Regions from separate parts of the Homo sapiens genome. Here region 2 is linked to region 1. The links are chromatin loops, found by intact Hi-C in ENCODE. Cell type or tissue: GM12878. All regions are shown on one strand. Each heading gives the region's core, and the rest is flanking DNA. Links, peaks and the distances in the headings are about the cores only.

Evidence for each region. Hi-C counts contacts between places; a loop is a spot of excess contacts. Peaks named below come from ENCODE experiments on the same cell type or tissue, not always from the same donor. Only the 100,000 strongest peaks of a DNase experiment are listed, where the experiment ranks them.
Region 2: a loop joins it to region 1, with 2.8 times the contacts of the local background. A loop is called at or near these places in 3 of 110 quality-filtered maps.

What each region holds. Positions count from the first base shown.
Region 1 is chr15:38,503,674-38,515,095 of GRCh38, forward strand. It overlaps RASGRP1 (RAS guanyl releasing protein 1), which reads right to left. Exons shown (of 17, transcript NM_005739.4): 7 at 9,110-9,283; 8 at 7,931-8,047; 9 at 4,053-4,328; 10 at 2,167-2,247. It overlaps LOC105370774 (a long non-coding RNA gene), which reads left to right. Exons shown (of 2, transcript XR_001751485.3): 1 at 1-2,643; 2 at 10,181-11,422. Among named protein-coding and RNA genes, the nearest start is that of FAM98B, 55 kb to the left of the region's middle. In GM12878, for the core only: no CTCF peak of the experiment used is centred there; a DNase peak (open chromatin) is centred at 5,218; H3K27ac peaks cover 1,339 bases.
Region 2 is chr15:38,434,338-38,445,759 of GRCh38, forward strand. No RefSeq gene overlaps it. Among named protein-coding and RNA genes, the nearest start is that of FAM98B, 14 kb to the right of the region's middle. RefSeq lists an enhancer at 6,223-6,392. In GM12878, for the core only: a CTCF peak has its summit at 6,114 (motif pointing right); DNase peaks (open chromatin) are centred at 6,135 and 6,604.

The DNA of each region.
Region 1 (11,422 bases), core at 1,789-9,788:
TATCAACAAAGAGTAAAGTGGATCATTTATGATTCCTCTCTATTCTCCAGTCACATTTTGCAGTAGAAATGTGAATAAGGAAAAGCTTAGCTAAAAGGCAGGAAGGCACAAGAAAAATCATCGGAAGCCTGGACAAGCTCTTTTCTAAATACAGTCATGCATCACTTAATGACTGGGATATGTTCTGAGAAATGTGTCATGAGGTGATTTTGTCATTGTATGAGCACCACAGTGTGTACTTACACAAACCTAGATGGTATAGCCTGCTACACACCTAGGCTATTTGGTATAGCCTACTGCTCCTAGGCTACATACCTATACAGCAGGTTATTATACTCAGTACTGTAGGCAATTGTAATGATGGTATTTGTGTATCTTAACATATCTAAACATAGAAAAGGTAAAAATATGGTATAGAAATTTTTTTTTAATGTTACACCTGTATAGGGCACTTAACCATGAATAGAGCTTTCAAGATTAGAAATTACTGTGGCAAGTCGTGAGTGGTGAGTGAATGTGGAGGCCTAACATTACTGTATACTCCTATATACTTTATAAATACTGTACACTTAGACTACACTAAGTTTCTTAAATTTTTTCTTCAATGATAAATTACCTTATTTTACTGTAAAAGCTTTTAATTTTTTTAACTTTTACTCTTTTGTTATGACACTTAGCTTAAAGCACACATTGTATAGCTTATAGCTGTACCAGTTATTTCCTTTATAGCCATATTCTATAAACTTTTTTCTATTTTAAAAATGTTTAATTTTTTAAATCTTTGTTATAAACTAAGGTACAATTACACTCATTGGCCTATGTCTATATAGAGTCAAGATCATCAATATCACTGTCTTCCACTCCACATCTTATCCTATTGGAAGGTCTTTAGGGGCAATAACATGCATGGAGCTGTCACCTTCTGGAGGACTTGCCTGAGGCTGTTTTACAGTTAATTTTTCTAAGTAGAAGGAATGCACTCTAAAATAATGATAAAAAGTATTGTATAGTAAGTGCATAAACCGGTAATACTTACTATCAAGTATTATGTACTGTACGTAAGTGTATAACCTAGACTTTTTACAGCTCAGTAGGTTTGTTTACACCAGTATAATCACAGACATAGTGAGTAATGTGTTGTGCTACAATGTTACAATTGTTCTGTCACTAGGCAGTAGTAATTTTTCTGCTCCATTATAATCTTAAGGGACCACTGTGGTATATGAGGTCTATCACTGACCAAAATGTCATTATGTGGTGCATGACTGTATTTGAAACTCAGCCCAAATTAAAATCTCTCTGAAAAAACAGAATGTACCCTTTCCATTGAAATGCCTCTAACCTGAAAATGGAATCTACCAAATATTTTCAGTGGAATCTTTCATTACAATAGAAAGCTAGAACTTGATCTTTCTGTGTGGAGGAGTGCAATTTAGCCACCCCAATAGATGAGCTGGATTTCTTAAGTGTGGGCAACTCTCTTCCCTTGAGTATCACTTGTTTTGGGGTTTGGAAACGTCCCAGGAGACTGAAGTGATTTTACTTGCCTGTGGGAGGGTAGGGCAGATAACCTGTGAAGTTCCTACTGCAGGCAGTGCCAGGACTGTGTACTATTTTGAGGACTTCTCAGCATAGGAGGTCAAAAGACTCAGCAGACTGTTCTTTTCACCCAGAACATTACAGGAAAATGGGGCTTTTCTATCTACCAACCTGGAAATCTTCAGAAATTTAGCTTCTGATTAGTACGCATATTACTCTCATTATCATCAATGAATCATAGAAAAGAAATTTATGTGGGGACTCTTCTTAATGCGGGGGGGATGTCACTCTGGTGCACAATAGTATCTTCCTTCTCTACTTTGTAAACCACTGACTGATTCCACCACACCTGGCATTCTGATGATATAGTTATTTACTGTTCACTAGTTATTCACTGGTCACACATTAGGCTTATCCCTTCAACTATATCACAGCTTTTTAATGGACAGGAACTATTCCTCAGACATATGTTGAAAAGCTTTCTCTGTTCCTAGCATAAGGTTGAGCACTAAGAAAAACAGTACATGTATTAAACTGAACTGAAAGTCTGTTCCTGAGGATGAATGAACTCGAGGAGAAGCTTGTAAAGCACCTGTTACATGTGGAGTCTTAATATGAAAAACTCACTGGAGCTCTGTGGTTCCTTGGTTCCCGGGCATAGGAAAGCTCATAGATTTCATCCTCAGTGTAGTAAAGATCCAGGGATAACTGCAGATCAAAGCAGAACAGGGTTCATTGCTAAGATGCTGTTTGCCTCTCCCACAGCTGATGGTTCTTTCTTGGATTTTCCTTGCCAGTAGTTTACTCTTTTAGGTTCTAAACAGTTTGTTTTTAAAAGTCACAAAACAGGTATAACACCTACTATTGCAATAGGGCAAGCATTAATTCTCATTGAAATGTTTTTAATTTTGGACATAGGATGCCCTCTTTTTAACTATGATTTAAATCTAAGCCTCTATATAGAGCTTAGGCCAAAGGCCTTGTCTGGACAGATGACTAATACATCACTTGTTCTCTCTCAAAGCAGACAGATGATCTGAAAGGATGGTGTGTATAGTCTGAGACTATTAAATTTGAGTCCAGCAATAAAATCCAGTTTAAATGGTAAGACATATTAATTGCTATTAAGAGTTAATGAGTCTGGGTGCATGGTGGCTCATGCCTGTATTCCCAGCATTTTGGGAGGCCAGGGCAGGTTGATTGCTTGAGCTCAGGAGTTTGAGACCAGCCTGGGCAACATAGCAAAACCCTGTCTCTACAAAAAATACAAAAGTTAACCGGGCGTGGTGGCGTGTGCCCGTGGTCCCAGCTACTCAGGAGGCTGAGGTGGGAGGATGGCTTGGACCTGGAAGATAGAGGTTGCAGTGAGCTGAGATTGCACTACTGCACTCCAGTCTAGGTCATAGAGCCAGACCTTGTCTCCAAAAAAAAAAAAAAAAAAAAAAATAGTGAGTTTCATGTATCTTAGAACTATAAAATTTTAGGAGAGAAGTCCTTAGGAATAATATTATTCTTAACCTTGAGTCTATGGATAGGCTTCAAGGATTTCAGAACTTGAAATTACATGCATATTTAAAAATAAATGGCTTATGTACATTTTTCTGGGAAGAAGGTTCACAGCTTTCATCACAAGATTTATAATCCAAAGAATGTTAAGATTCACTCCATGTTTTTACAAATGATGTCTGAGACACAGACCTGCCAAGGTCACCTGGCTAATAAGTGAAAGGGCTAGGATCACACACCAGCTGATGTGAAGCCCAGGGTTCTATCAAAATGCTGCTGTGAGGCAGAAAGAGGTTATGATCATTATTCTACTCTCCAAAAACAGCAGGTTAAAAACTGTGTAACTTTAGAACTGGAAGAGAAGTTCGAAGTCATCCCAGAGACTAATTCGTTTGAGGAGAGGAATCTTGGACGGTTATATGTCCATAGTCACACAGCTGGTAAACTACGGAATTGCAGGTCTGGAAGGGAGTTCATCATCTGATCTCACCCCATATGCAAAATGCAAATCCTGGTCTCCCACACCATTGACAAGTGTTCATCTTCACTTGAATATCTCCAAGAGCAAAGATCTAAGCCAGGAACCAAATAATAACCCTGGGTGTTTTTTGTTTGTTTTTTAAATTACTGCCTGCCCTTTTTATGAGAGCACATTCATTCTCTCCATCTGTTACCAAGACTTGTATCCTGATTTGCCATCAGCTCCTCCCAGAGAGCTTAGGACTGCTTTTGTAGAGGTAGTGAAACAGTCCTAGAAGTCTGAAGGGCACAGTCTCTAGAGTCCCACCACCTGGGTCTGAATCAAGGCTCTGCTACTTAATAATGTGTGGTCTCCTGGCAAGGTATATCTTTGTGCTTTAGTATCCCTAGCTATATGTTGGAGATAGTAATAGGATCTGCTTCATAGAGCCTTTATGAGGACTAACAGCTAATATTTGGTAAGGGGTATAGAATGGCACCTGGCACACAGAAAGTGCTTAGTAATTGTCCTCCAGTGTGAGCCTCACCGTCAGCAAGTGTACCAAGTCCTTGTTAGCCTCCAAGGGTGGGGCCACCTCTTGCAGCTGGACCAATTCACTGATATGATTGTATAGGGCCAGTAGCTTATGGACGTTCACTTTCCCGTCCTCCAGATAGTCAGGCATGGCTTCATACAGGGAGATGAGGTCCTTGAGATGCACACCCAGAATGGGGATCTTGAAGTCGGTGCACTCTCCATAGGCTCGCCGGTAATTGTCGTAGTTTCTGGAGGAGGACAGCAGCTCAGTCATCTCACCGAGAACCTACAAAGCAGAACAGACCAATCACAGGTACCCGCTAGGCAGTGTGCATTGTCTGTAATGAGGACCTTGCATGTTTGCATCCTGTGCCATGATCTCACCCCATCCAGAATTTGTTGAGCAGGGGGTAATTCATGTAAAAGGTACAGATTATGACTCCCCAGTTAAAACCTCAGCTATGTCAAATATCACAGAATATATTTATAAACACAAGATATGCTTGAATCTGTTATATAACTTAAACATTATAAATCGGGGTTTTATCATTTTTATGTTAAAATTTCCTTCTTTTCAAAAACAAGGACCTGATACAAAAATTAAAAAGGTACAAGAATATATAGTGAACACTATCCCTCTAACTCCTGTCCCCAAGCCATGTGATTCCCTTCCTTGGTGTCTTCTGAATGCTTCCAGAGACACTGCATTGATTAACAGTTGAAATGTGATGTCAGGAAATGCTGACTATGTTGCTGGCATGGGGAAGAGCATGTATTTTAAGAGTGGAGCTTCAGTAGTCTATTGTGTGTTATTCTCTATGAGGTGCTTGATGGGCCTTTCAAGATTCTCAGAATGGGCCTATGACTAGAAAGCAAGTGACATTCCATTCACAGACTAAAACCTTGAACTAAAAAGACTGAATAGACTAGATCAATTCTGAGCAAAGGACAGGAGAGAGGACATTAGAGGTTACACCCTGCTTCAAACCTGGAAGTGGGAACGGCTGCTCACCAGCACAGAAAGGGAGCAGCCAGATCTAGTTTTCTTTTCAATCACTTGTCATTCAAGTCAGCAAGCAGTTCACAGAATCCATTCCCCATGAGTGATAACCAGCTTTCTCAGAAGCAAAGACATGAAGTGACTGTCTGCCAATCATGTTATCATACAACATAAGGAGTCCTCTCTTATCCTTAGGGGGATACAGTCCAAGACGCCTAATTGATGCCTGAAACTGTGCATAGTAACAAACCCGATTGCTGTCAAGTGGAACACATTTCTGTTCATGTTTCCCACCCACAAATGTAATGCCATTCCCATCATGCACTGTGGCCATAACTTTTTGCAGTATGAAGTACAAAAGAGAAACTAGAATGAACTTCTTTTCTTTTTCACAATTTCATAGATGAAATTCCTTCTTACTTAGATCTTAGCAACCTCAGCATATGATTTTTTTCCTTCCTTATTAAGTAAAGAACTTAGAGGAAACACTTTAGGGCTGCTCTTTGGCATATCCAAATTGCCAACATCATTACTCTTGCACTGTGAGGCCATTATTAAACAAAGTGAGAGTTACTTGAACACAAGCACTGCAATACCATGACAGTCAATCTGATGACCAAGACGGCTACTTAGTGACTGATATGAAGGAGTCCCAGAAAGAATGGAATGGGATGGCTTAAGATTTCATCATGCTACTCAGCACAGCATGCATTTTAAAACTTATGAATTGGCCAGGCGTGGTGGTTCATGCCTGTAATCCCAGCACTTTGGGAGACCGAGGTGGACGGATCACCTGAGGTCCAAAGTTCAAGACCAGCCTGGCTAACATGGTGAAACCCCGTCTCTACTAAAAATACAAAATTAACCCGGCGTGGTGGCACACGCCTGTAGTCCCAGCTACTTGGGAGCCTGAGGCAGGAGGATTACTTGAACCTGGGAGGCGGAGATTCCAGTGAGCTGAGACTGAGCCACTGCACTCCAGCCTGGGTGACAGAGTGAGACTGTCTCAATCAATAAATAAATAATAAAATTTATGAATTATTTCTGGGATTTTCCATTAAATTTTTTTTGGACTGCAGTTGACCTCAGATAACTGAAACTACAGGAGACAAAACCTCAGATAAGGGGGACTACTGTAACCCTTTTAGACACTGTGCCCAAACTTAATAAAATTGTGGCCTACGAAGTACCATTTCTCCACAATGAAGAACTTGGAGTTCTTGGAGTCAGACCCCTTCAAATCACTGGGAGATGGCAAGAGAGCTTCTTCTTCATAAACCTCTACCAATGGTGCAGGTGAGCCCTAGGCATGGAAGGGGCTCACAAGACAAGAGTGTAACAGCAAAAATGATAAAGATATTTTTATTCCCCTCCGAAGGTGAAATCAACAACTTGGGGACTTTTGCTTCAACCCTGGACTTACTAATTCACTATGCAGACCACCCTGAGGGTCAAGTAGCTACCGACAGGAAGCACTGCTGTGGGGGGACCCCAAGCTGAAGAGGAGCAAGCTCTCTCTTATAAGCTAAATGACATGAAGGCTTCTTAATCTCTGTGACTATTTCTCTCTGTCACCTCTGAGATGTGGGCAATCTTTTCAACTGTTCCACCTGGTTTCAGCAGAACCGTTAAGGAATGAAGAGGTGACTAAAGATGATGCCCTTTTGATCAGACCACTGGGAAGTGGGGGGCCTCCCCAGAGGCCCAGCATTGTGATAACAGAGATAATAAAAGACTCCCCAAAAGGGAGCTGAACACCTGGGAAAAACAGATGGGGTAATGAGCTTAGGTATCTCTCCCTAAAAAGAGAGTTCCTCTCCATGCTAGTTTGGAAGGATTGGGGCTTGAGTATAGTAAGGTCCTCTTACATGAAAGTGCTCAAAGAGCAGTCATTATCTAACCCATGCCATACATTTATATCCTCGGTATATTACAGTGGTTTATATTTATAACAACAGCTCCAGCTGGACTCAGTGGCTCATGCCTGTAATTCCAATACTTTAGGAGGCCGAGATGGGAGGATCGCTTGAGGCCAAGAGTTGGAGACCAGTCTGGACAACATAGGGAGACCCTTATCTCTACAAAAATTTTAAAAAATAGCTGGGCATAATGGTGTGCACCCATGGTCCTAGCTACTTGGTAGGCTGAGGTGGGAGGATTGCTTGAGCCCAGGAGTTTGAGACTGCAGTGAGCTATGATCGTGCCAGCCTGTGCTCCAGCCTTGATGACAGAGGAAGACCCTGTTTCTATAAAAAAGAGAAACAAGCAAAACAGCCCTATGTCATAAAAGATAAAAGTATATTCTGTAAAATCTAATAATGTAGGAAAATGTACAGGACATTTAAGAAAAATATTCATTAATAAAACATTATGTATTACAAAATGGTATCTGAAGAACTCATATCCAATTATCTGGTAAAATTCAACTATCCGGAATGTCATTCTTCAAGGGTTCTGGATAGCTAAGTTTTTAATATATCACTATATAACTACACTCAATGTGCAAACTGACCTATGGTCAACCGAACCACAATTCCTTTTGAGAACACATTTTAGAGCAAGGAGCTGGAGCGAGGGAATCAGTGTCAAAGATGGTAACTGAATATTCCATGGCCTATGAACATGGGAAGAGGCACACATTGTTTCAACTGGTCCAGCAGGAATGTTTGCAGTGACACTGTCTGAGGCCAGACAAAATCACAGTTACTCTAAAAAATGTGACTTCTCCATCCTATGGATTTCCTTAAGGTTTGCCTCCCTGCCACTTAGCCTGGTTGACAAGGGATGGTGTGGTTGGAAATGCTCTCTGGGCTGCCCACCAAGGAGAAAATGTTGGCACACATCTTGAGAATGCTGCTAAGGGCCCCAGAGAAGACAGTAGCACTGACCTTATTGATTTCATGTGGGACATGCGAACTTGTCTCCTTGAGCCTCGAGATTGAGCTGTGACACAGCCCACCTATCACAGCCATCAGTGTATTGAAGTTCTGTAGTTGGTGGAGCTTCTGTGACACAGAAGACAGATGACAGCAGAGTCACTGTACATGTCAGTTATATGGGGAGCTTAGAGGCTGCCTCTTGTCTCTGTGCCGTGAGTCTCCCTTACGCTGGTTAAAGACTAGTTACGAGGCATTGCAATTTCCTGTCCATGTCTCCCCTTCTGCTTTATTCAGACTGGTGGATTCCACATCTGGGAGGCATTACATCTCTCTCCTTTTGTTGTTGCTGATCTGTGGACCACCTTCTAGATCAGTGCTTTCTTAGAATCACCTCAAGTATTTGTTTAACACAATGGTTTCTGGACCTAACCCAGACATTCTGATTGCCTGGATCTGGGGTTAGGCTTGGAGATCTGTACTTTTAATATACCTTTAGTTAATATCAGAGCAGGTGATCCAAAGTCAGAGCTGTTGACTTTGAGAAACACTGGTCTAGACCATCCAGAGTTGGAGAAAGATATTATTAAGTGTAATCTTTTATTTATTCCAAATTTACCAGACTTTTATTTTTGAGGGTAAGGACTTTGTCTTATTTTCCCATGCAATGCCAGTGCCTATATAGGACAGTAACTGGGACAGAGAAGCTAGAATCTCTGGGGAACTTCAAATATGGGTTCATAGTACTTGTTTTCCTCTTATAAAATGCCCCTCAAACATTAAATGCAGCCATTCAGCACTGCATGGGCTTAAAGACCTAAGACAATCCAGGATGGTCCAGCTCCAGTAAATCTTAGAATTGCCCTTTCCTTTGCCATGTGGGCCAGACTCGGGAAAATAATGTAGGCTGGTAAGCATCTTTTGAAAAATGTTAAAGGTCTAAACAGATCTAAAACTGGATCCTGACCCCTGATATGGCCTGTATGGCCCCCTCCCCTCCACACTGTCCTTGTATGGAAGAAGAGACAAGTCACCATATCTAGATCTGGTTGAAGGCACACAAACCTCTCCACCCCCTCGCCATGGTTCAGGAGGGAAAAAACAGCTCTAATTAATAGACTAAGCTGGAGGAAAAGGGGATAGAAAGTTTACCTTATAGCCCAAGCCAAATGTCTTAAACCAGTTATTCACCTGAGCCACCTGGATGAACTTGATGAAGACTTCTGCTCGGAGCTGCGGCGTGGGGCGGCTGAGAACCATCAGTTGTACCCACTGGGAGATGCCGTTGCACAGAGCAATAGATCGCTCCATGGTGGGGTTTTCCTTCACACAGCTATTTACAAGGTAATTCTGATAATCAGAGAACTGCAGGAAAAGAAACAACAACAACAAAAAAAACCTATCAGTACTGTACTCTGGTATTCCAGAAGATTTAAGGGACAAGTCCAGTCTGCTCAGTTGATGGCTGGGAACTGCCATGGAACAGAGGAGCTCCTGGTGCTCTTCTGCATCTTGGCCACTTGCCAACAAGCATGATGGGAGGGAAATCTTCCTTATTCTACCCACAGCATGATTTCTCTACATCGAAAGTTATTAGGAATAAGTGGATGTGTAGACACATTAGTTAATCCAAATGCTGTATTTCAGTAGATATTGTTACTGACTATTCTAAATTCTAAAGAATACAGTACAGAATAAAGATCAGTATTGCTGCTAAGGTTAAGGGAATAAAAGGTAATTCCCCTGACAAAAACAAATCTCTCTCTCCCCAGCTGTTTTCTTACCTTAAAAATGTGATCATAAAATCTGCCCTATCTAGGACATAGAATTGTTATGAAGATCAAAGAAGATAATGTGTGAAAGCTTTAACTTTTTAAAGTGTTACATATATGTAAGGTTGCGCTAATGGAGTAGTTATGAACCTTATGCTAATACAAGCCTGTTTGTATTTCCTTCTACTCACCAACTGGAGCAGAGGCAAATGGAGTACTTAAAATTTGGTTAGCTATATGTTTGCTGATCATGGTTTCCCAAGTTGACAATAGCATTGACTACAGTTGGCAATGAAACAACATGTGTAAAACTGGAAATGTCCCTGAAGATCTAGTCTAAGTGATGTTTGTAGCTATTGTGTCCCTGTCACAAAGAATCCCTCTGCTCAAATCACAGTCTGTTTCTCTTCAACTTTCCTATGGAAGTCTTTGGTGCTTTTCCCCAATTATTTCCAACTCTTCCCTTCTCAACTCTTCCCTTTGAAAGAAGGTGTGACCATATGACATGGTTCAGCCAGCAGAATGTTGAGTGGAAGCGATGTAACTTTGGAGGCAAAGATGTAAGAGCCAGTGAGTGGTCTGCCATGTTGCCTTCCTACTGCTGCAGAGATCTTGGAAATTCCTGGCAAGATGAAGCCTCCATCATCTGGGTTCCTGGGGAACTCTGATCAGCCTCTGCTGACCCATGTTAGACATGCAGTGTGAGTGAAAAATAAACTTTTGCTTAATTAAGCCACTGAGATTGTACAGGAGGTGGGTGGGTGGGGGGTTATTACTACAGTACACCTTAGTTCTGCCTAAGTAGTAAATATATAGATGAGAAGTCACAACCCAAATAAAATAGCTGCAAATTAACTGAGCCCCATTTTACTGTGCTATATGGCTGCTGATGGGTGGAAAACCTATGAGTAGGACCAAAATCGCTCCTTAAGAGAGATATATAAAGCAAACATCTTACTGGTTCTAAAAGAAAGTAGCCACAACTCATTGCATATATTTTGAATATATTCATTCAATTAATATATTCCAGTGAATACATTTAATACCCCCCTCCCACTATAAATATAACTTTAAATCCACTTGTTTTTTTAAAACAATTATCCCAGTAACATCCTCACTACCCCTAAAGTTTTGTAATAAACAGAAGATATCAAATGCCTTTCAATTCACAGCACAGATAAATTTCCCTCCAACCTCATGTTGGAGAGAAAACTTGTGTTTGGTAAAACTGTTTAGCACTGTACAGGAAAAACAAAAAAACCCTGAGATAGTCTTCTATGAAGGGACCAAGCCACTCAAAAGAAATGAAGGTTGAAACTGATGTTTTCACTTGCAAATAGAACACTGTTCAACCCCTGGGGACACTGGCTGGGATTCCTCGTTCTGCACTGATTTTTCACTTCTGCCTCCACTGATGTGAGCATTGGCATCAAGCAGACATCCTGCAGGCCTGACCAAGCAGCCTGCCAGTTTGACCCCTGCAGAGCTCAGATTTCCTGTGTGATAAATGGCTTTTTTCAGTGGCTCAGCTCTGACTGCTGTCCTTCCCTGTGACGGGGAGGCACTGCCAAATGGGAACTCCTGAGGCAGAGCTTTTCAATTTGGGTCTGGGGTACTGAGGGGTGCAGAGAATGGAGAGTTAATGCTTGGAGAAGTTATTTCCAAATGGAAGCTGGGAGCTTCCTGGCTGAGTGACCAAACAGCTGCGTGAAAACAGAAGGGCTGTCAATAT
Region 2 (11,422 bases), core at 1,808-9,807, 69 kb before region 1:
GATTTTAGTTTTTTGAAATATCATCATACTGTTTTCCATAGAGGTTAAACTAATTTACATTCCTATCAACAATGTATGAGCATTCCCTTTTCTCTACATCCACACCTTCTCTTGTTTTTTCACTTTTTAAAAATAGCCATTCTGACTAGTGTAAGATGGTATCTCAGTGTGGTTTTAATTTGCATTTCTCTAATGATTAGTTGATGTTGAGCATTTTTTCATGTATTTCTTGGCCACTTCTATGACGTCTTTTGAGAAATGTCTGTTCATGTCCTTTGCTCAGTTTTTAATGGGGTTACTTGTTTTTTCCTTAGGGTTGTTTGAGTTCCTTATAGGTTCTGAATATTAATCCTTTGTCAAAGGCATAATTTGTAAATATTTTCTTCCATTCTTTAGATTTTTCTATTTAGCCATTGATTATTTGTTTTGCTCCGCAGAAACTTTTTAGTTTGATTAAATCTCATTTGTCTATTTTTGTTTTTGCTGTATTTGCTTTTGGGCTCTTCATTATAAATTCTTTGCCTAAGCCAATGTCTGGAAGGGTTTTTCCTAAGTTTTTGTCCAGAATTTTTATAGTTTCAGGTGTTACATTTAGGTCTTTAATCCATCTGGAGTTAATTTTTGTATATGGTGAAAGATAAAGGTCCAGTTTCATTCTTCTACTTATGGCTAGCCAATTTTCCTAGCATCATCTGTTGAATATGGTGTCCTTTCCCCATTGTTTATTTTTGTCAGCTTTATTGAAGATCAGTTGATTGTAGATATGTGGCTTAATATCTGGGTTGTGGCTTAATGTTTGGGTTCTCACTTCTCTTCTATTGATCTATGTGTCTGTTTTTGTACCAGTACCATTGCTATTTTACTTATGATAGTCTTACTGTATAATTTGAAATCAGGCAATGTGATGCCGCTGGATTTGTTCTTTTTGCTTAAGAGTGCTTTGGCTATTTGGGCTTTGAAGGGTTCTATATGAGCTTTAAAATTGTTTTTTCTAATTCCTTAAAAAAATAGTTTGGTAATTTCATAGGAATTCCATTGAATGTGTAGATTGCTTTTGGTAGTATAGTCATTTTAATGATATTGATTCTTCCAATCCATGAGCATGGGTGTTATTTGTTTTTGTTTTCTTTTTTTTGAGCCAGGGTCTTGCTCTGTTGTCCAGGCTGGAGGACAGTGGCATGATCACATCTCACTGTAGCCTCTACCTCCCAGGCTCAGGGAATCCTCCCACCTTAGCCTCCTGAGTAGTTGGGACCACAGGTGCACACCACCATGCCTGGCTAATTTATTACTATTATTATTATTACTTGTAGAGAGGAGGCCTCACTATGTTGCCTAGGCTGGTCTCAAACTCCTGAGCTCAAGCAATCCTCCTACCTCAGCCTCTCAAAGTGCTGGGATCGCAGACATGAACCAAGGTGCCTGGACAAGTATGGGATTTTAAAAAATTTATTTATGTCATCTACAATTTCTTTCATCCATGTTTTCTAGTTCTCCTTGTAGAGATCTTTCACCTCCTTAGTTAAATGTATTGCTAGGTATTTTATTTTTGTGTGTGGCTATTGTAAATAGGATTGAGTTCTTCATTTGATTCTCAGATTGAACATTATTTGTATATAGAAATGCTACTGATTTTTGATGTTTATTTTGTATCCTGAGACTTCACCAAAGTTGCTCATCAAGACTAGGAATCTCTAGAGAAGTCTCTAGGGTTTTCTAGGTATATGATCATGTTATCAGTGTACAGAGATAATTTGACTTTCTCTTTTCCAATTTGAGTGTCTTATTTCTTTCTCTTGTCTGATAGCTCTGGCTAGGGCTTCTTGTAAAATGTTGAATAGGAGTGGTAAAAGTGGACATCCTTGTCTTGTTCCAGCTCTAAGAAGATATGCTTTAAATTTTTCCCCAATCAGTATGATATTGGCTGTGGGATTGTTGTAGACGGTTCTTATTATTTTGACGTATGTTCCACCTACACCCAGTTTGTTGAGGGTTTTTATCATAAATGGATGTTGGAGTTTATTGGATGCTTTTTCTTCATGTATTGAGATGATCATAATTTTTTTTGTTCTCAGTTCTGTTTATGTGGTGGATCACATTTATTGATTTATCTATGTGTAACCCTCCTTGCATTCCTGAAATAAAGCCCACTTGATCATGGTGAATCATCTTTTAATGTGCTGTTGGATTCAGTTTGCTAGTATTTTGTTGACAAGGATTTTTGCATCTATGTTCATCATGGATATTGACCTATAGTTTTCTTTTTTTGTTGTGTCCTTGCCTGATTTTGTTATCAGAATGATACTGGATTTGTAGAATGAGTTAGGAAGAGATCTTTCCTTCTCAATTTTTTGGAATAGTGTTAGTAAGAGTGGAACTGGCTCTTCTTTGTACTTCTGGTAAAATTCAGCTATGAATCCATCCGGTCCTGGGCTTTTTTTTTTTTTTTTTTTTTTGTGAGGGGAGATTTTTAACTACTGATTCCATTTCATTACTCATTATTGGTATCGTTCAGGGTTTCTACTTCTTCCTGGTTCAATCTTAGGAGGTTGTATCTTTCCAGGAATTTATCAGTTTCCTCTAGGTTTTGTAGTTTATGTGCATAGATGTGTCCATAGTAGTACCGGATGATCTTTTGTATTTTCTGGTATCAGTTGTGGTGTCACCCTTACCATTTCTGATTGTACTTATTTGGATCTTCTCTCTTTTGCTTAGTCTAGCTAGCAGTCTGTCAATTCTGTTTTTCCTTTCAAAGAACCAATTTTTTCGTTTTATTGATCCATTGTATCTTTTTTTTTGGTCCCAATCTCATTTAGTTTTGCTCCAATCTTTGTTATTTCTTTTCTTCTGCTAATTTTAGGTTTGATTTTTTTCATGTTTTTCTATTAGGTTGCTAATTTGAGATTTTCCTCTCTTTTTGATGGAGGCATTTAATGTTATAAACTTTCCTCTTGACACTGCCTTTGCTATATCCCAGAGGTTTTGGTATTTTGTGTCTCTATTTTCATTCATTTTAAAGAATTTTTTTGTTCCTGCCTTGATTTCACTGTTTACCTAAAAGTCATTCAGGAGAAAGTTTTTTATTTTCCATATACTTGTGTAGTTTTGAGAGTTCCTCTTGGTTTTAATTTCTAATTTTATTTCTCTGTGGTCTGAGAAGATATTTAATATGATTTTGATTTTTTTTTTTTTTTTGAGACGGAGTCTTGAACTGTTGCTGGAGTGCAGTGGCATGATCTCAGCTCACTGCAACCTCTGCCTCCCAGGTTCAAGTGATTCTCCTGCCTCAGCCTCCTGAGTAGCTGGGATAACAGGTGCCCACCACCACGCCTGGCTAATTTTTTGTATTTTTAGTAGAGACAGGTTTCACTATGTTGGCCAGGCTGGTCTCGAATGCCTGACCTTGTGATCCACCTGCCTCTGCCTCCCAAAGTGCTGGGATTACAGACGTGAGCCACTGCACCTGGCCATGATTTTGATTTTTTAAAATGTATTGAGATTTGCCTTATGGCCAAGCATATGGTCAGTTTTAGAGAATGTTCCATGCACAGGTAAAAAGAATGTGTTGCAGGACAATCAAAGACTGGAGAGACTGAAAAAAGTTCAGGAGAGTCTATTAAGGTGATCACCGGTCCAGCCAGACATATATCCAGAAAGCCTGAGCCCTGAACAAAGGGCTTTTCCTACTTTTAAACATCTTAAGGCAGGAACTATGTGAAGCTGGAAGTGAGTTACAGAAGCAAGAAACAAAGGCGGCGTTGCAACATTTCTTACATGTTGAGAAAGACATGATTTGCAACCTAAACTTATCAGTCTTGTGACCCTGCAGTCATGCAGGAACTCACTGGGCCTGTAATAAACTTTGAGGAATGTGGAGTTGGGGAGTATAGATAAGGTCCACTGTCCACAGAGAGAAGACAGGCTGTTAATATTCCCTTTTAACTTGAGTGTAAGGTGGGGGGGGGGGTCACACTTTGCAGCAACTTTAAGAGGACTTTAAAATTTCTATTACTACTACTATTAAGTTATAGTTGATTTCATTAATTCCTTCTTCAAATGTATATTGTGTAGTTTTGGGTAGACTGTTCTATAGATGTCTCCTAGATCCAGTTGGTCTGTAGTCCAGTTTAAGTCCAGGGTTTCTTTGTTGACTTTCTGCCTTGGTGATCTATCTAGTGATGTCAGTGAAAGTGTTGAAGTCCCTCATTATTATTGTATTGCTATCAGTCTGTTTTTCACTGGTCTGGTAGTATTTATTTCATGAATCTTGGTGCTCCATTGTTGGGTGCATCCATATTTAGGATAGTAAATATTTCTTCTTTGTCTTTTTTACTGTTGTTGGTTTAAAGTCATTTTATCTGATATGAGAATGGCTATTCCTGCTTGCTTTTCTTTTCTATTTGCATGATGTATCTTTTTCCACCCTTTTACTTCTGAGTCTAAATGTGTCTTTAGTCAGTAGGTTGGTCTCTTGTAGGGAGCAGATGGCTGGGTCTTATTTTTTAATCAAAATTTGCCACTGTGTATCTTTTAAGTGGGAGCATTTAGGTCATTTGTATTTAAGGTTATTATTGATATGTGAGGTTTTGTTCCTGACATAGTGTTGTTAGCTGGTTGCTTTGGAGTTTCTATTGTGTAGTTGTTTTATAGGATCTTTGAGCTTTGCACTTATGTTTCCTTTTCTGATGGTGAGTATCATCCTTTCATTTCCATGTTGAGAACTTCTTTGAGCATTTCTTGTAGGGCCAGTCTAGTGGTGACAAATTCTCTTAGCAATTGCTTATCTAGAAAAGATTTTATTTCTTCTTCATTTATGAAGTTTAAGTTGTCAGGATATAAAATTCTTGGTTGGTATTTTTTTTTTTCTTTAAGGAGGCTAAAAATAGGCCCCAGTTTTTTTCTGGCTTGCAGGGTTACTGCTGAGAAGTCTGTCTACTAGTCTATCTGTTAGTCTAACAGGTTTTCCTTTGCAGGTGATTTGACCTTTTTCTATAGCTGCCTTTAAGATTCTTTTCTTTAGTGTTGACCTTGGATAGTTCGGTGACTGTATGCCTTGGTGATACTTGTTTTGCACAGTATCTTGCAGGTGTTTTCTGGATTTCTTGTATTTGGATGTCTACCTCTTTAGCAAGATTAGGGAAATTTTCCTGAATTATTCCCTCAAATATGTTTTTTGAGTTGTTTACTTTTTCTCCTTCTCTCTCAGGAATAGTAATAATTCACAGGTTTGGTCACTTTACATAAACCCATATTTCCTAAGGCTTTTTTCATTTTTAAAAATCTTTTTCTTTTCTTTTCTCTGTCTTTTTTGAAGCGAGGTCCTCCAGTGTCATCCAGGCTGTAGTGCAGTAGTCACTGCAGCCTCAACCTCCCAGGTTCAAGCAATCCTCCAACCTCAGCCCCCCAAGTAGCTGAGACCACAGGTGTGCACCACCATGCCTGGCTAATTTTTAATTTCTTTTTTCTTTACTTTTGTCTAACTAGGTTTGTTCAAAAGACTGGTCTCTGAGCTCTGAAATTGTTTTATTTGCCTGGTCTAGTCTATTGAGAAGGCTTTCAATTGTATTTTGAAATTCCTCAAGTGAATTTTTCAATTCCAGAAGTTTCTGATTGATTTTTTAAAGATGTTTTTTAAAATCTCTGCCTTCATTTCCTAGATTGCTTTTGTAGTTTCTTTGTGTTGATTTTCGACCTTGTCTTGGATCTTGTTGAGCTTCCTTGCAATTCATACTTTGAATTGAATTATAAAATATGAATTAATGCTTCCTTTGAATCCATTCTTTATCTGTCATTTCTGAATTTCCATTTTGGTTAGGAGGCGTTGCTGGAGAGCTAGTGTGATCCTTTGATGCTGTTGCAACATTCAGATTTCTCATGGTGCCAGAATTTTTATGCTTGTTTTTTGTCATCTGGAGAGGCTGCCACTTCTAATTTTTGAAATCATTTTCATTCAGATAGAATGTTTTTCTTCCCTTTCTCCAGCCTCTCTAGGGAGTGTGACTGTAGAGTATGTTGGATAGGGTCTTTGGGCTTTGATTTCTATACCCGCTCTGCACTTCTGTTGGCAGGTTTTATATTGAGCTATGCAGTTCCATCTACAGGCCAGTAGATGGCGCTGATGGGTAAGAGTCAGCTGTGGCACGAGCAGATGGGTATGTAACTGATCTTTGTTTACTGTGAGGTGTTCTGTGTTGTTTCAGGTGATAGGCTGGACAGTGGAGTGCCAGATATCCTGAACTTCCTGTTCTGCAATAGGGGTGGTGGGGGAAGGGGTGGAGACAGCTGGGCAGAGCCGGACCTCCTGGCTTGCCTACAAATTCCCCAGTGGCAAACACAGGGACCAGCCCTGATGAGGGCGGCTGGCAGGAGCTCCTGGTGAAATGTGCTGAGGTCTCTGCAGGTGGTGAGGGGGCTGCACCGGCTCCACATCCTAGAAGGACAGGAATATGATCTGTTTCCCTATCATAACCCCGTCTTTGGGCTCATGACTTCCTGTTTGTATGCACACTAAAGTCTATCTCTGGACCACAGTGCGGTTGAGAGCCATGGGAAAACCCTTTCTGCAACTCTCCATGGGTGTTGCTTCAGGGCATTAACTTCTCACTCAGCCTGTCACAGATAGCTTTATGGCTCACTTGTTTTCCAGTGTGGTAATGTTGCTGCTTTGTGTAGAGGTAGGGGCTCCACCTTTGGGCCCGTGCAGGAGGGTGTTGGTTGTGGTGGTATTGGCTGATTGTGTCAAACCAATCTGATGCCCTGGTGAGCTGATCAGGTGCCCACTGTGTTGAAATGGGCTAGGTAGTTCCCCAGTTCCCAGGCCCCTAGATGGCCCACTGGATAGTGTGTGTGAATGTATGAGTTCTGGTGGGGCTGGACAAGGGTTGGGTTAGCCCAGAGTTCAGGTGCTGGCTGTGATGGGGAGGGGTGAACTGGTCCCCGGGTCACTTGCAAAACTCTCAGGTGAGGGCAGGCTCCCACCCAGGCAGTGGGAGCCCAAGGGAAGATCACAGGTCTCTGGGGATTGTGTTCTCAGGAGAGCTCTGGGCCGCAGCTGAAATGTTCAGGTGGAGACAGAGCAGCTGGGGAGGGCCGGACCCCTCAGCTGGAGCAATGGAGACTGGCAGCTGTGGGGTGTGTGACACACTCACACTTCCCTTCTATATAAGTAACATTGGAGTTCACTATTGGGGGCACACAAGGGTGCCAATATTTCTCTTGTGTTGACCTGAGAGTGGTAGTGGCAGAGGCTGTGGTAGTGGCAACTGCCAGAAGCTTGTGGCTGGCCTCAGAAAATTGGGCTTGCAGAGGAACTGAGCTACAGCCAGATGTCCAGGCAGGGGCAAGAAGACTGCACTGGGGGCTGGAAGACAGTGAGCCTCATTTGATGGGAAGCAGCTGAGGTGGGGAGTCATGGGGAGTGCAGTCTACTTGCTGTTCATTTGTATCTCAGCTGTGGCACATGAAAGTGCCCTAGCTCCTCATTCCCTCTTAGCCTGGGGGCAGCAGAGGGGAAGGGAGTGGCAGCCATGACTGAAAAGGGTCTGTCAGCTACCTCTGGGAGTTATGCACTCAGATGAGCACAGAGCTGCGACAGCTGAGTGAGTCCAGGGAGGGGCTGTGTGTGTGTACTGGGGGCTGGCAGGTAGCAAGCCCCGTTTGGCAGGGAGCAGCAGAGATGAAGAGTTGCGGGGTGTGCAGTGTGCCCACTGTTCCTCCATATCTCAGCTGTTATGTTCATGCTGGAGACACACAGAAGTACCCAGACTCCTCGGCCTCTCTTTGCCTGGGGGTAGCAGGGGCAGAGGCAGCGACAATGGCCGTACAAAGGGCTTGTTAGCTATATCTGGGAGTTTTGCACCCAGAGGAATGCAGACCTCTGACTGCAGTATTCCGGCAGGGGCAGGGTGGCTGTGCAGGTGGCCCAAGCCAGCAAGCCCCGACTGGCAGGGAGCAGTGGAATTGGGGGTAATGTAATATGCAGTCTGGCCACTCCTCAGTTTTGCAGCTTTGGCTTCTATCCCAGGGGTGTGCAAAAGAACCTTGTTTCCTTTATTAGTGGGGTAATGGTAGCTGGCACTGGGCTGCCCAGGGATCAAATGCCTGTGAGGTTCCATGTGAGCTGGGGTAGTATCTCTGCACAGACTCCAGGAAGCTCTCTGTGTTGGTCTAGAGGCCTGGGGTAGTCAAGGACAGTCTCTTGTGCCCAGGATTGTAAAGGCCCATGGCAGAAGTGTGGATCTCCTGGAGACCCTCACTCACTTATCCTTTCCCCAGGCTAGGGAGCTTCCTCCAGGTTCCTGCCAGTCCTGTGTGGGCAGTTGCCTGGCTTCAGTCCTTTCTGCCCTCCATGGGTCTGGTCCCTTCCTTAGTGAATCCCAGAGTGATTTCTTAGATGATGATGCATGATATAGTTGGGCCCTGTGTCCCCACCCAAATCTCGTCTTGAATTGTAATTCCTACATGTTAAGGGAGGGACTTGGTGGGAGGTGACTGGAACATGGGGGCGGTTTCCCCCATGCTGTTCTCATGACAGTGAGAGTGTTCTCACGAGATCTGATGGTTTAAAAGTGGTAGTTTCCCCTGCGCACTCTTTCCTGCCACTTTGTGAAAAAGTACTTGCTTCTCCTTCACCTTCCACCGTAATTGTAAGTTTCCTGAGGCTTCTCCAGCCATGCAGAACTGTGAGTCAATTAAACCTCTTTCCTTTATAAATTACCCAGTCTCAGGTAGTATCCTTATAGCAGTGTGAGAATGGATTAATACAATGCAGTTGAAGAGTCAGTATTTATTTGCTACTTTGTTTCTTTCCTGTGAGACAGGCATGAACTAGCTGCTTCTAGTCAGACATCTTGAATCAGACCCCCCAGAATTTTATATAAATAGAATTGTACATTCTGTGCACTTTTTTGACTTGCATTTTTCACTCATTACAATTATTTTGGGATTTAACCATATTGTTATGTATATCATTGATTTATTTCTTTTATTGCTGAGCAGTATTCTACTATATGGAAATACCAGAATATGTTTACTCATTTCATACACATGTTGATGGTCATTTGGTTTATTTATAGTTTGGGTAAACATAATGCTATAAACATTAACATACAAGTATTTTGTCTGGATGTACGCTTGCCTTTCTCTTGGGTACATGGTATTGGAATGTAGAGTTATATAGTAGATATATGTTCAACATTTTAAGAAGCCATTATACTGTATTCCAAAGTATTGCATGATTTTACATTCCTACCAGTGGTATGTGAGAGTGTAGGTTGCTCCATGTCTTCCTCACACTTGGTATGGTCAGATTTTAAAATTTCAGCCATTGACCAGGTGTGGTTGCTCACACCTGTAATCCCAAGCACTCTGGGAGGCCAAGGCAGGCAGATCACTTGAGGTTAGGAGTTCGAAACCAGCCTGGCCAACATGGTGAAACCCCTTCTCTACTAAAATTGCAAAAATTAGCTGGGCATGCTGGTGCGTGCCTGTAATCCCAGCTGCCTGGGAGGCTGAGGTGGGAGAATCGCTTGAATCTGGGAGGCAGACGTTGCAGTGAGCCAGATGGCGCCACTGCACTCCAGCCTGTACAACAGAGTGAGACCCTGTCTCAAAAAAATAACAAAAAACAAAACAAAACAAAAGAAAAAATTCAGCCCCTATAAGTATATGGTGATATTTCATTGTGATTTAAGTTTGCATTTATGACAAATTGAACATAGTTGTATGTACTTATCTTTCATCCACATATCTTCTTTGGTGAGGTATCTGTTCAAATCTTTTGCTCATTTTTTAAAGTTGGGTTGTTTGTTTTCTTATTTTTGAGTTTTAGGATTTATTTATGGATTCTTGATACAAGTCTTTTATCAGATATGAGTTGCAAATATTTTCTCAGGCTTGTGGCTTGCTTTTCATTCACTTAATGGTGTCTTTTGGAGAGCAAAAGTTTTTAATTTTCATCAAGTGTAATTTATCAATTTTTTATCTTACAGATTTTGTATTTGGTATCTTGTTTCAGAAATCTTTGCCTAACCCAAGACTAACAGATTTTCTCCTATGTTTTCTTCTAGAAGTTTTCTTTTTGTTAACCATTATATTTAGTTTACTGACCCATTTTAAGTTAAATTTTGTATATGTCAAAGTTATGTATGGCTTCTTACTGGGGAGAAAAATCTTTTAAGGGGGTATTTTGGTAGAGAAAATGCAATGTCTTCATCAACCGTTTGTTTTTCCTTCTAGGCACACAGCCTAGACTATTTCCCAGCATCTCTGCAGTTAGGTTAGGGTAGTATGACTTAGTTTTAATTTGTGCAAGGTGGACAGAATTAATGTGCTTTCTTCTAGACCATACTGTACAACTCTTTGTATAATCCTCCACATTCTTCATATCCGTTTTCTATGCTAACTTTGGTTGCCATGTGTCCAAAGTAGCTGAGTCACAAAAAAGATGTTAGGTTCCTAAACTGCCACATGAAGGGCCATTGTTCTGATTATTTAATGCTGCACAATAAACCACACCAAAAGTTAGTGGCTCATACAACAGTCTTTTATTAGATCTTATGACTCTCTGAGTTGACTGGGCTCAGCTAGTGGCTCTTGCTTGAGATCTCTCTTGCAATTGAGGGCACTTGTTGGATAGTACAGATGGCTGCAGTCATCTGATGGCTCAACTGGGTGAGTGACCAAGAAGGTCCACTCACATGGATAGCAGATAATGCTGGCTATGTGCTGGAAACCCAACTGGGATGTCAACTGGAGGGCTTACACTTGGCTTCTCCATGTAGCATGAAATTCTCTTAGTCTGGTGGTTGGGTTCCAAGAGGAAGAGCCCCATACATGTGCATTCCAAGAGTCAAGAATTGGAAGCAGTTAAGACTATGCCTGGAGTGGCATAACATCATTTCCTGCATATTTTATTGATCAAAGTAGTGACAGGCCCTTCCTTTATTCAATGGGAATATAAACTGTATATCTTGATGGGGGAGTAGTAAAGTCACATTGTAAAAGAACATAACGTATTGATGGCATTGTCATGATCATCTTTAAAAATACAATATGCCATACTCTCCCACCAAACACTTGACTGTACTATGGCATAGGTGAGGTAAAAACTTACATTATCCTAACCCCATGAGATTTGAAGGTTTGTTACAGCACTTAGTTTATCCTGACTACCATACATAATAGTGCATCCACTGAGAGAACCACCCTCTTGCCTCCTGGATTATCAGTAATGCCTCCTCTCGGCTTGGATAAGGAAACAGTACTTTATTTTCACGATGAGGATACCAACATTTTAAGCAGAATACTTAGTCCTAGGTGTAATGAGGTACCTGCTATATTCACTCACAAGGACATTTGGTATACCAAGCTCCAGCTGCCAAGTTAAAGGTCTGGCTCAACTTCCACTGGGAAATAATCACCT